Regions from separate parts of the Homo sapiens genome. Here region 1 is linked to region 2. Evidence: chromatin loops called from intact Hi-C (ENCODE). Cell type or tissue: heart right ventricle. All regions are shown on one strand.

Region 1 (5,000 bases), 230 kb after region 2:
GTTGAGAAACAGAAAGGGAAGCTGTTTTGCAAAGCCCTGTCTACTGAAGTGGTTTACAACACACTCGGTGGGTGCCACTGGACTTCTGTCTTCATCATAGACACATATACACACACATATATTTATATATATTTGTGTCTAGGCTTATTACCCACAACCTTTCATGATCTCATTGTCTAGTCTATCAAAACTTCTCAGATGAGAGTTCACCATCATGGTTGCTTAATAACTATTCTTTCTCAATCTCTTGCCTCACAAATGAATAAACTTACTTATTTTTAGATCATTGCAGCAAATATATTATCTTCTATCTCTCCTACTGGAATTGACAATATTAGTGTGTAGAAGGTATTCATTATGATATTAAAATGATCACTTTATGACTAGGCTACCTGCAGTATATTGTAGGGTCTCCAAGATTAGGGCTCTTGTTTAAACCTACATTTGTATACCCATTCCTTAGCTTTGTACTTGCCACATAATAGGAACTCAATAAAAAATTTCTTTGCGCTGGAATTTTCTCCTTATAAAGCTTAGCTATTCTGGCTTCTCACGATAGAGTGAAGAAAAAGCATACAAAATCATGTACTGTGATGGCACTCAATCCAAAATAAGTGGGAAATAGGTTTCAGATGGGGATCAAATCATGCATAATGCTGGTGCATACGACTGGTAGATTATAGATACACTATGAAAGTTCTGGTGAGCTAAGCCTAAGAAGAAAGGAGTAATGGTCTCAATTGTTTCTAAGCATATTTAGAGGCAGAGAACTAATTGGGGGAAAGTCTAAAATAAAAGGGAATGCACAGAAACCTCAAGTCTGAGCAGATCCATAAGCTGGAATTTAAGGTAGATAGGTAGGGTGGAAACATATTGTCGCTAGTCTCAAATATCAGCATAGATCTAAAAAAAGGATTGGGCAATGGGAAGTTAAAAAGTCCATTCCTTTTCCTTTTCCCAGACAAGGAAGCTGAAACTCAGAAAAGTGATCTGTCATTTGGGGCAGCAAAAAAGAGGTAAATGGTTTCGTTTAAAAGAGCAAATTATAGCATAAAAAGCTTGGGTAGTTTGGAGGGTGTTTTTTTTTTTTTTTCAGTATACATAAAGAATTTCCCTGAAATAATTTTATTCAAACTTTCAATTCCCAGGTTTTAGATATTTAATGAAATGGCTAAACTCAGCTTAAAATAAAAAACAAAAGCTATGGCTCATATTTAGTGATTGGGCTGGTAGTTGAGTGTTTAGAAACTCAGTTAATAAAAATAAAAAAGCCTTGCCTCATATTTAGTGATTGGGCTGGTAGCTGAGTGTTTAGAAACTCAGTTAATAAAAATAAAAAAGCCTTGCCTCATATTTAGTGATTGGGCTGGTAGCTGAGTGTTTAGAAACTCAGTTAATAAAAATAAAAAAGCCTTGCCTCATATTTAGTGATCAGTCTGATAGGCTAGGTTGCAACAAAGGTCACCCAGTAGATCGCATTTATATCTGAGCTTTAGGAGACCTCACATACATAATTGAATTTAAGCAGTGCTTAAATGGAGTATGCTGATATTTCTGCTTTAAAGAAAATGATAGAATTTAAAACAACTGTTATTTAGTCAATAGTATACCTGCTCTCATCCATTAGATCTCTTCATTCTCAAAAGGCCAGTGATTACAACCAACAAAATGGCTCCATATCAATGTAAACATCACCAGAATGGTGTTTTAAATATTAAATTTTAGTCCTTATTGAGTGATGAGCAGTCCCAAGATGTGGGAATTAGCCATGTGGCATACCTTAATACAAGCAAAGATCAAATGGATTCAGAATTCATTTGACTAACTACTCGAAAATGCTATGTAGAGTAATAACTTAATCACAGAATATATGCTTACAAAAGCAAAAAGCCGTTGGAAGCAACATTAAGATGAAGAATTGTAATTTTTAGTAGTGTTTTATTGCAGTATAATTTTTACACAGTAAAATGTCAAATCCCAAGTGGTCAGCACAATGACTTTCTTCAGCTGTACACTTCCATGTATTATTTTAAAATACAGAACATTTTCACACGATTAGAAATAATTTCTGTCTTATGCTGAATTGTAAATATCAGGAGGAAGGAGTAGAATTACATGTCCAAAATTGTAAAGGAAGTCAATGAGGAAGCTTAATTCAGTTTACAAATATTTTATTTGTGCAATTTTCAGCTGCGCTTCAATATATATAGTCATGATCTCTCATATATTTGAAAGTTACCTTACTATTTTCTTTATAATTCATTAAAATCTTTTACAAAGACCTTTGTCTGATCTGATTTTAAACAGAGAAGCACTATTTGCTGAAGAAACAGTTCCCATTGTTGCCAGGAATGCCTATATTTCTTCATCAGTCTACCTCAGTTAAAGTTCCTCTGAAGGTATAGATAATTGTAGTTGAGAGTATACTAGTGACACCTAGTGCTTATCCACTAAAAATGTCTGCATTTAAGAGAACATTTATTTCTTCATGGTTAGCTACAGTTAATCAAGTTCTTGTTTATGTGCAGAAACTGACAATGATAATGTAAGTGCTATTTCATGCTGTTAAAGACTAAATGGATAACCTTCCAGCATAACCTCTTAACATAATTAAAGCAAACAAATTTGACATTAACATTGTGCATTAAGAGCAAAAGCAGAGAATTAGAGGATCTAGAATGAGAAGACATATGTTTGAATTGCATTTTTATTATTCATAAGCAGATATGAATGCCAAAATGTTGTGGCATATTGGCTTAGTCCATTCATTAGGAGCTAGTAGATGAAATGAGAGACAGAGGTGGGGTCTCTGACCACAAGGAAAAAAGACATAACTAAAACTCTTTGTTATTAATGAGTTGATTCTGAGAGGATTCTTTGTACCTTAGGTCAGATTCTGAACTATGACAGAGCCCAGTAGGCAATGCTTTCATTGCAAGGCTTGTCACTGAAATTAGGTAGACAATTCGCAGAATCTTCTCTGCTTCCCCAGCCTAGGAAGAAAATCTCAGCTCCCAGTCCTAGGCTATATAGTCCATAACAGTGCCAAAATGTCTGCCCACACCCAATCAACATATCTCCTGATCTGCTTACCATTCCTATTACACCATGGTTAGCGATTCTATCCCCTTAACCTATGAAAACCTTGGTACAGATTGAGCATCCCTAATCTGAAAATCCAAAATCTGAAATGCTCCAAAATCCAAATCTTTTTGAGTGCTGAAATAATGCCACAAATGGAAAATTCTACACCTGACTTAGGTGATGGGTCTCAGTAAAAAATGCAGTCAAAACTTTATTTTAGGCACAAAATTATTTAAAATATGTTTATAAGGTACATATGAAACAAAAATGAATTTTGTGTTTAGAGAGGTCCCATTCCCAAGATATTTCATTATCTATAAGCATATATTCCAAAACCTGAAAAAGTCCAAATTCCAAAACACTTCTGGTCTCAAGAATTTCAGATAAGTGATACTAAACCTGTATGTATGTACGTGTGTATGTATGTATCTGTCTATCTAACCCTACCATATTATACACGTTTTATTTATGTGTATATATATACATATATATATACATATATACACATACATATATACACATACATATATATACACACATACATATATATATCATATGTTAGGTTCTAGATTCTGGAAATAAACTAATAAACAGAATAGATATCTTTCCTTACGGAGGTTGTGTACAAGTGCGATACATGGATAATTACTATAATAACAACAATAACAAAGATAACTTTAGATAGTGATAAGTACTAAGAAGGAAAAAAAGGTGGGGTAGTGTGAGACAGAGTGATGAGAGAAGAATGAGAAAGCAAATTTATCCTGAGGTGGCCAGGGACAACCTCTCTGAGGGAGGTGACGCCTGAATTGGGAGCTGAATGAGAAGGCAGATGAAGGCATGGGGAAAATGAGGCCCCAGCAGGTAGAAAGGCCCAGAGCTAGGAATAATTCTGGCTTACTTAAGGAACAGAAAGAGAACCAGTGTGGCAGGAGCAGTGTGCACAGCACGGTGGCAAGAGAGTAGTTGAAGATCAGGTGTGAGGAAAAGGCTACAGTGAGATCTTGCAGGTCATTACAGGCTGCAGTTTTGTGCCTTTGAAAATTCATGTATTGAAGCCCTAGCCCCTAGTGTGATGGTATTTGGAGGTAGGGCCTTTTGAAGGTGATGAGGTTTAGATGAGCTCATGAAGGTGGGACCCTCAGCAAGGGGATTAGTGGCCTTATAAGAACAAGAGAGAGAGGCCATGTGAGCACACAGACAGAGGGCGGACATCTACAAGCCAGAGAAGCAGGCGCTCACCATGCACTGAAACTGCTCTCGCCATACACCAAATCTTTGATCTTGGACTTCTCAGCCTGCAGAACTGTGAGAAATAAAGGTCTATTGTTTACTTCTCCCAGCATATGACCCAAAACCTGGTATTTAGTTACAGTGACCCAAGCAGATTGAGACACAGGTAATGGCCTGAAATTTGAAGTCAAAGGATATGAAATCTAAGGAAAGCAGCAAGCCACTGGGAAGGTTTTTAGCCAGAGAAATATCTATGTCTAAAATATATATTTTTCTGGCTAAAAACTATATATATATATATATATATATATATATATATATATATATATATATATATAAAACCATATATGTTTATATATTACCTATCATATGTATATAGAATGTGTGTGTATCTATATACACATACCTAAGTAAAACATATATAGTAGTATTATATGGATATGGATATGAACAGAAAATGTAGCATTACATGGATATGAATATAAAATGTTTTGATACCCAGCACAGTACCCTGAACATCCTTGGTGTTTAATAAGATTTGCTGATGGTGACAATTCTAAGAGTGAAAGTAACTACATGGTTATGTATAGATATATACATGTTATCATTTTATTTGAGAGCACTATGGCTATCATGCAGATAATACATAACGGGAGTAAAGATTGGAAGCAAGATGACATGTC
Region 2 (5,000 bases):
TGATGTCTTTCTGATGCACAAAGGCAAGGTGTCAAGCTGAGGCAGTGCTTGCCCAGTAACACTAGGTGGCAGCAGTGGGTTTTTAGCCAATGCACTCTCCTTTTTCCAATGGGCAGAAGTTACCATGATTAAGAATCAATGAATTGATGAATAACTAGATTTGGATTACATATAAAGACATGGAATTCAGTGTATCTCTTTTTAAACACATGAAATATTACAAATGCTATCAGAGTGTGAGGAAGCAAACTTGTCATACAAGGGAATATCAGGAATGATATGAGTATAGTCCATGACAATTGAATATAACATACATAAAATTGAAAGCCTTCCTTTTGCAGAAAATAAACTATTCCTTTAGAAGAAGGAATAGTTTCACAAAAGACTTGCATTTAAAACACTAGCAGTTGCTACCCATGGAGAGTGCTTAGCCATTTGTAATTTGTAAGGGAGTGACTTGTCAAAATATGATTGATATTTGAAAGGTAACTTGAACTTTTGTTGATTTATTTTCTGTAATGTTACTCAATATTTTTAAGACTCTGGTGTAAATATCTCTTAACACAAGAGAAACCTATTAACCCTTCTGGAAAGAACTAAATTGTGTGTCAATTTTTGAAGGAAGAAATAAAACAAAATTAACAATCTGACCTTAGTTTGGCATGTTGGGTCAAGAAATAAAGATCGTATATGTTCCCAGGTTCTAACAAGGTTTTACTCAGCATTTACTCTCGATAAGTGAAAGCAAGTTTGGAGTCCTGTTACCAACAGAGGTAGGATGATGCCGAGGAAGAAGATCTGGACAGAGTCCGAATTTTAGTTCTAGCTTTGCCTCTAACTTGTCACCTTGAGTCAGTAATTCAACAAACCTAGATGTCGAGTGTTCCTTTTGAAATATGTAAAGGGTGTATGTTTTTTTAGATAATTTGTAAACTCTCATATGATCAACAGATTCTAATTTATTTGTATAATCATCAGTTGGTATATGTATTTGGCTTATAATGTGAAGAACCTGTGTATGTGTGTGTGTGTGTGTGTGTGTGCATGTGTGTGCTGTTTTAAATTCACAGCCAAAGCAATATACCCATAAGTATTGCTTCTTGTGCAGGGCTACACTGTGTATTTATTAATGTATTTTACAAATAGTCCTTGAGAACATTGTGCAAGTCTCTGTGTAATATTGTAGTCAGGAGGAAAAAGAGACAATAACAAGCAATTTTGTTACAACCAGAGAGAATTATTTGCATTTTTATCATGATTTCCTTTACCCTCATTTACAGAATGCAAATTGAGCACCTTTAAGTGAAATCTACCACAGGGAGCAATGTCCTGAAGTCATTACACCTTGGCTCAGGTGCCAGTGATCAAACAGACCTGATTCTGCCAAAATGGAGAACCGTCCTTTAGGCCCAGAGAGCCATGGCAGGTGATATTTAAACTATTCAGCATTTATCACACAGCTTGGACTCCATGTCATTCCTGGAAACCATGGTTCCCAATGTGGCAACTTTCAGGCTTTCCTATACTACCAATTTTTCTTCAGGGAAATGGCACCACTGTTAAAGGGAATCATGGTTATAACATATCATGAAATTAGGAATGGTAGGACTGGGAAAGTTTCATGCCTGAGCACAACTAACATGCATTGAGCATCTGCCATGTTCCAAGCTCTGCTCTACATACTTTATCAATAGTATCTCATTTAATCTTCATATAATAATATGAAATGTATATGATTGATTTATAGATGAGGACTCTAAGGTGAAGGAAAGTTAAGAAATTTGCCTAAAGTAATAAGTGGTAGAACCAGGATTTGAACCCTGCAATTCTCAGTCCTGAGCCATGATCTAAACTATCACTTCAGGTAACTAGTCTCAGAACTAAATCTTCTGCTGTGTATGCACCAGAATGCAAGAATAATGAGATATTGTTGAAGAATTAATTCAATTAGCATATAGCTGTTGTCTTTTGGCTTGTCAACCCTAGTATCCCTTTAAGAAAGAACTAAAGTATTGATACCCAATGAGGACAATCAATTTGCAAAAACTCTCACTGTAATCTTCCTTGGCATCATTAGTGGGAAGGCCTTTTGCTCTTCAGTCAATACCACTTGCTTAAAAAATAACCCCAAACCTCAACGGTTTTGAAGGATTTTTTGTTATTTTAGAATGAGTCATTTGAAAAGATATTTCACCATTTTTATACCAAAAAACATCCCTATTCTATATCCCTTTATTGATCTATGGCTTTTATTACTAACAGGTCCAGCAGTCAATAGATCAATGCTGCTCAGGAAGTTTCTATTTCTCACCTATTACAACAGAAAGAAGCACAGATAGTTAATGACAGTATAAATGATCACTCTCAATAATTACTTTCGTCCAATACTTCCTGGTTAAATGTGCATAAAAAATAAATTAAACTGGTTAGCTTCTGATGGGATACATATTCCATAGCTGTAAATTGGTTACATTATTTGTAATCCTCAAAGATGCAGGAGAGAATACTAAAACATTTCCAATTAATGGAGAGGTGTGAGCCCATGGGAAACCTTGTCTTTGACCAATGATCTCTTCATTGGAGGCAAAATAATCTCTTTGGTTTCATGTACTATGGAAACTACATTTTTCCTTACCTCAACCAAGAGGTGAATATCACCAGGATGATCATTTAATTTCATATTTTATTAAAACACTTAATGCAAAGCCATGTTATAACTGAAGGCAAAGCACAGAGCCAAGTGTAAGAAGCTCTTCTTCAGAACATAGTAATGAGAGAATTACCACATTAATCTATGTAAAAAGGCCCTTTAGAGATTTTCATGCCTCCCGTGGTTTCATTTTCCAAGGAAATGTGGAGTAAGAAGAGCTTCAAACAAATTATTCATCATTAAACATTTTACGTTTACAGGTACAGCTCTGTGAAGCCATTGCTTCTCTGGTGACATGTGATGTGACACTTGGTTTCGGCTGAGTTCTCCATGGCACCCACCAGCAGTGCCACACCTTGATCCAGGGCACACAGAGCTGTCACTCAGCCAACAAATAGGTCTTGGACAGGCTGAGCCTCCTCTGTTATATAAATGGGCATCCTCCAAGTAGCGACTCGTCTGCTATCTGTCTGATAATTTGTATCCAATTGATAGATGCTGGCAAACAACAAAAAAAAACTATGGGTAGTGTTTTCATAGTGCTATTTATAAATGGTGACCACACATCCTGGACTATCAATAGCCTGCTCAGCTCTCTTTGAAATTTCAAAAAGGGGGAAAATATTAGAAGTGAGACTAAAACTATTTTTGTAAATGTGTGTTTGCCCCGTAGGAGTCTTGCCTGATTTTCTATGGTTCCAGAATCACCCAAGCGGATAATGAAGTGAGTTGCAGTTAAGATGGAGCCCACTGGGGAAGAGATGAAGCAGTGTTCACCTGAAGCACCATCTGCATTTTCCTAGTCCTGACAGTTACCTCTAGCTGACCAGGGTTTCTGTGCAGGACTTCTGGTATCAAATCAACGATCAAGGGTGGTTACACATAAAGATGAACAGTTCCATAGGCAGGTTTAAAAAAGAAAGCCTATGAAGAAATGTTAATACTTAGCAGCACTCTGAAGTTAAGGGATATGGTGCTAGAAAAGCTTTAAATATCCTTATAATAGTCTAGAATATTGTCTCCTCAATAAAAACAGGCAGTAGGCTTTCTATCAGCTAAAGCCAAATGCAACCTGCCATCCAAGCCAGTTACCAAATAGTCCTTGCTGCTATTAAAATTATCACCAGGGAGTTCAAGGACTAGGGAGTCATTTGAAATGGCCTTGGAAAATGTGTTGAAAGAATTGCCTCAAACCGTTGTCCCTGGTGCTTGTTCTTTGTCCCTGTGCTCTAATATACAGTACATGATAAAATATATCCTGTATATTTATAATGTGTCCAGAAAACGCCAAAGTGCTTAAGGCTCTGACATTGTTTTCATTAGAGATTGATACTTTAGGGAATGCAAATGCCAACTTTTCAAATTTCCTATAGGTGGAAACTCCAAATGATGCCAGCTTTTAAAAACGTTTTGTACTTTGTGAAGCTCTAGAGCAGCTGTGTGTGACTAGAATGAAGAAAGACGCTTGTATAAAATGCCAGCAAAACAACCCCACCTGCTAACAGGAATGCTGGCGGTCATAATAGCCAAGACCTGGGAACTTGATTATTCATTCAGCTAACCTCATCTTTTGTCAGCCTCACCAGTGGTAGGTAGTAAATCTGAGAAAGATAATTTAGACTGAAATATTAGTGGCCTTTCAAGTTGCAATACAGCTCATTCCTTTGATTCTAGTCTACCAGTTGCCACTTCTGGTCCATTTGCATATAACACTGGAGAAGTGTTCCTTTATCTTTGTGAAGCCCTTAACATTCAAGGAGCCACTACTGCTTCTATGCTGCTGAAAAATACAAGACACTGCCTCTACCTCTGCATCTGTCCTTTGCTTTTTGCTTGGAAACTATCACATCAAATCACACTGAGATCAGGTGAGTCTCTCTGGTTTTGCACCCTCCAGTTCCTCTAGCAAATGAACTCCATAAGAATCTAAGCCAGTGCTCTTCCAATCATGCCCTGATTGCCTGTGAAATAAGTCTTCTGAGGTTTTCACACCGACTGAAAAACTCTACAGTTATCCAAGCAGGAGGCCAGATGAATAGATAATTGCACTCAAGCCTAATTTAGTATGCAATGATGACCGAACACACTCTTGTAAATTTTCTTTAAGCAGAGAGGATATAGTTATTTTTTTTCTCAGCATGAGGAGGATAGATGGATTATAATACTGACTTTCATTCATGGCAGAAAATGAGGATGAGCATAATAATGATGTCTCTTTAACTCTGATATAAAAAACAACAGAGTGATTCTGTTTTCTTCAAGAAACATTTATTTATCACATATTTTGTAGCAGATATTGTGTCAGGTACTGGAAGTACAAAGAATAAGATACACACTGTGTTGTCCGGGA

What was found. Hi-C counts contacts between places; a loop is a spot of excess contacts. Peaks named below come from ENCODE experiments on the same cell type or tissue, not always from the same donor. Only the 100,000 strongest peaks of a DNase experiment are listed, where the experiment ranks them.
Region 1: a loop joins it to region 2, with 11 times the contacts of the local background. A loop is called at or near these places in 64 of 110 quality-filtered maps.

What each region holds. Positions count from the first base shown.
Region 1 is chr18:27,361,547-27,366,546 of GRCh38, reverse strand. No RefSeq gene overlaps it. Among named protein-coding and RNA genes, the nearest start is that of LINC01908, 140 kb to the right of the region's middle. In heart right ventricle, a CTCF peak has its summit at 2,441 (motif pointing left); no DNase peak of the experiment used is centred here.
Region 2 is chr18:27,594,468-27,599,467 of GRCh38, reverse strand. LOC107985126 (a long non-coding RNA gene) reads left to right here and starts at 4,324. Exons shown (of 3, transcript XR_001753535.1): 1 at 4,324-4,518. In heart right ventricle, a CTCF peak has its summit at 71 (motif pointing right); a DNase peak (open chromatin) is centred at 57.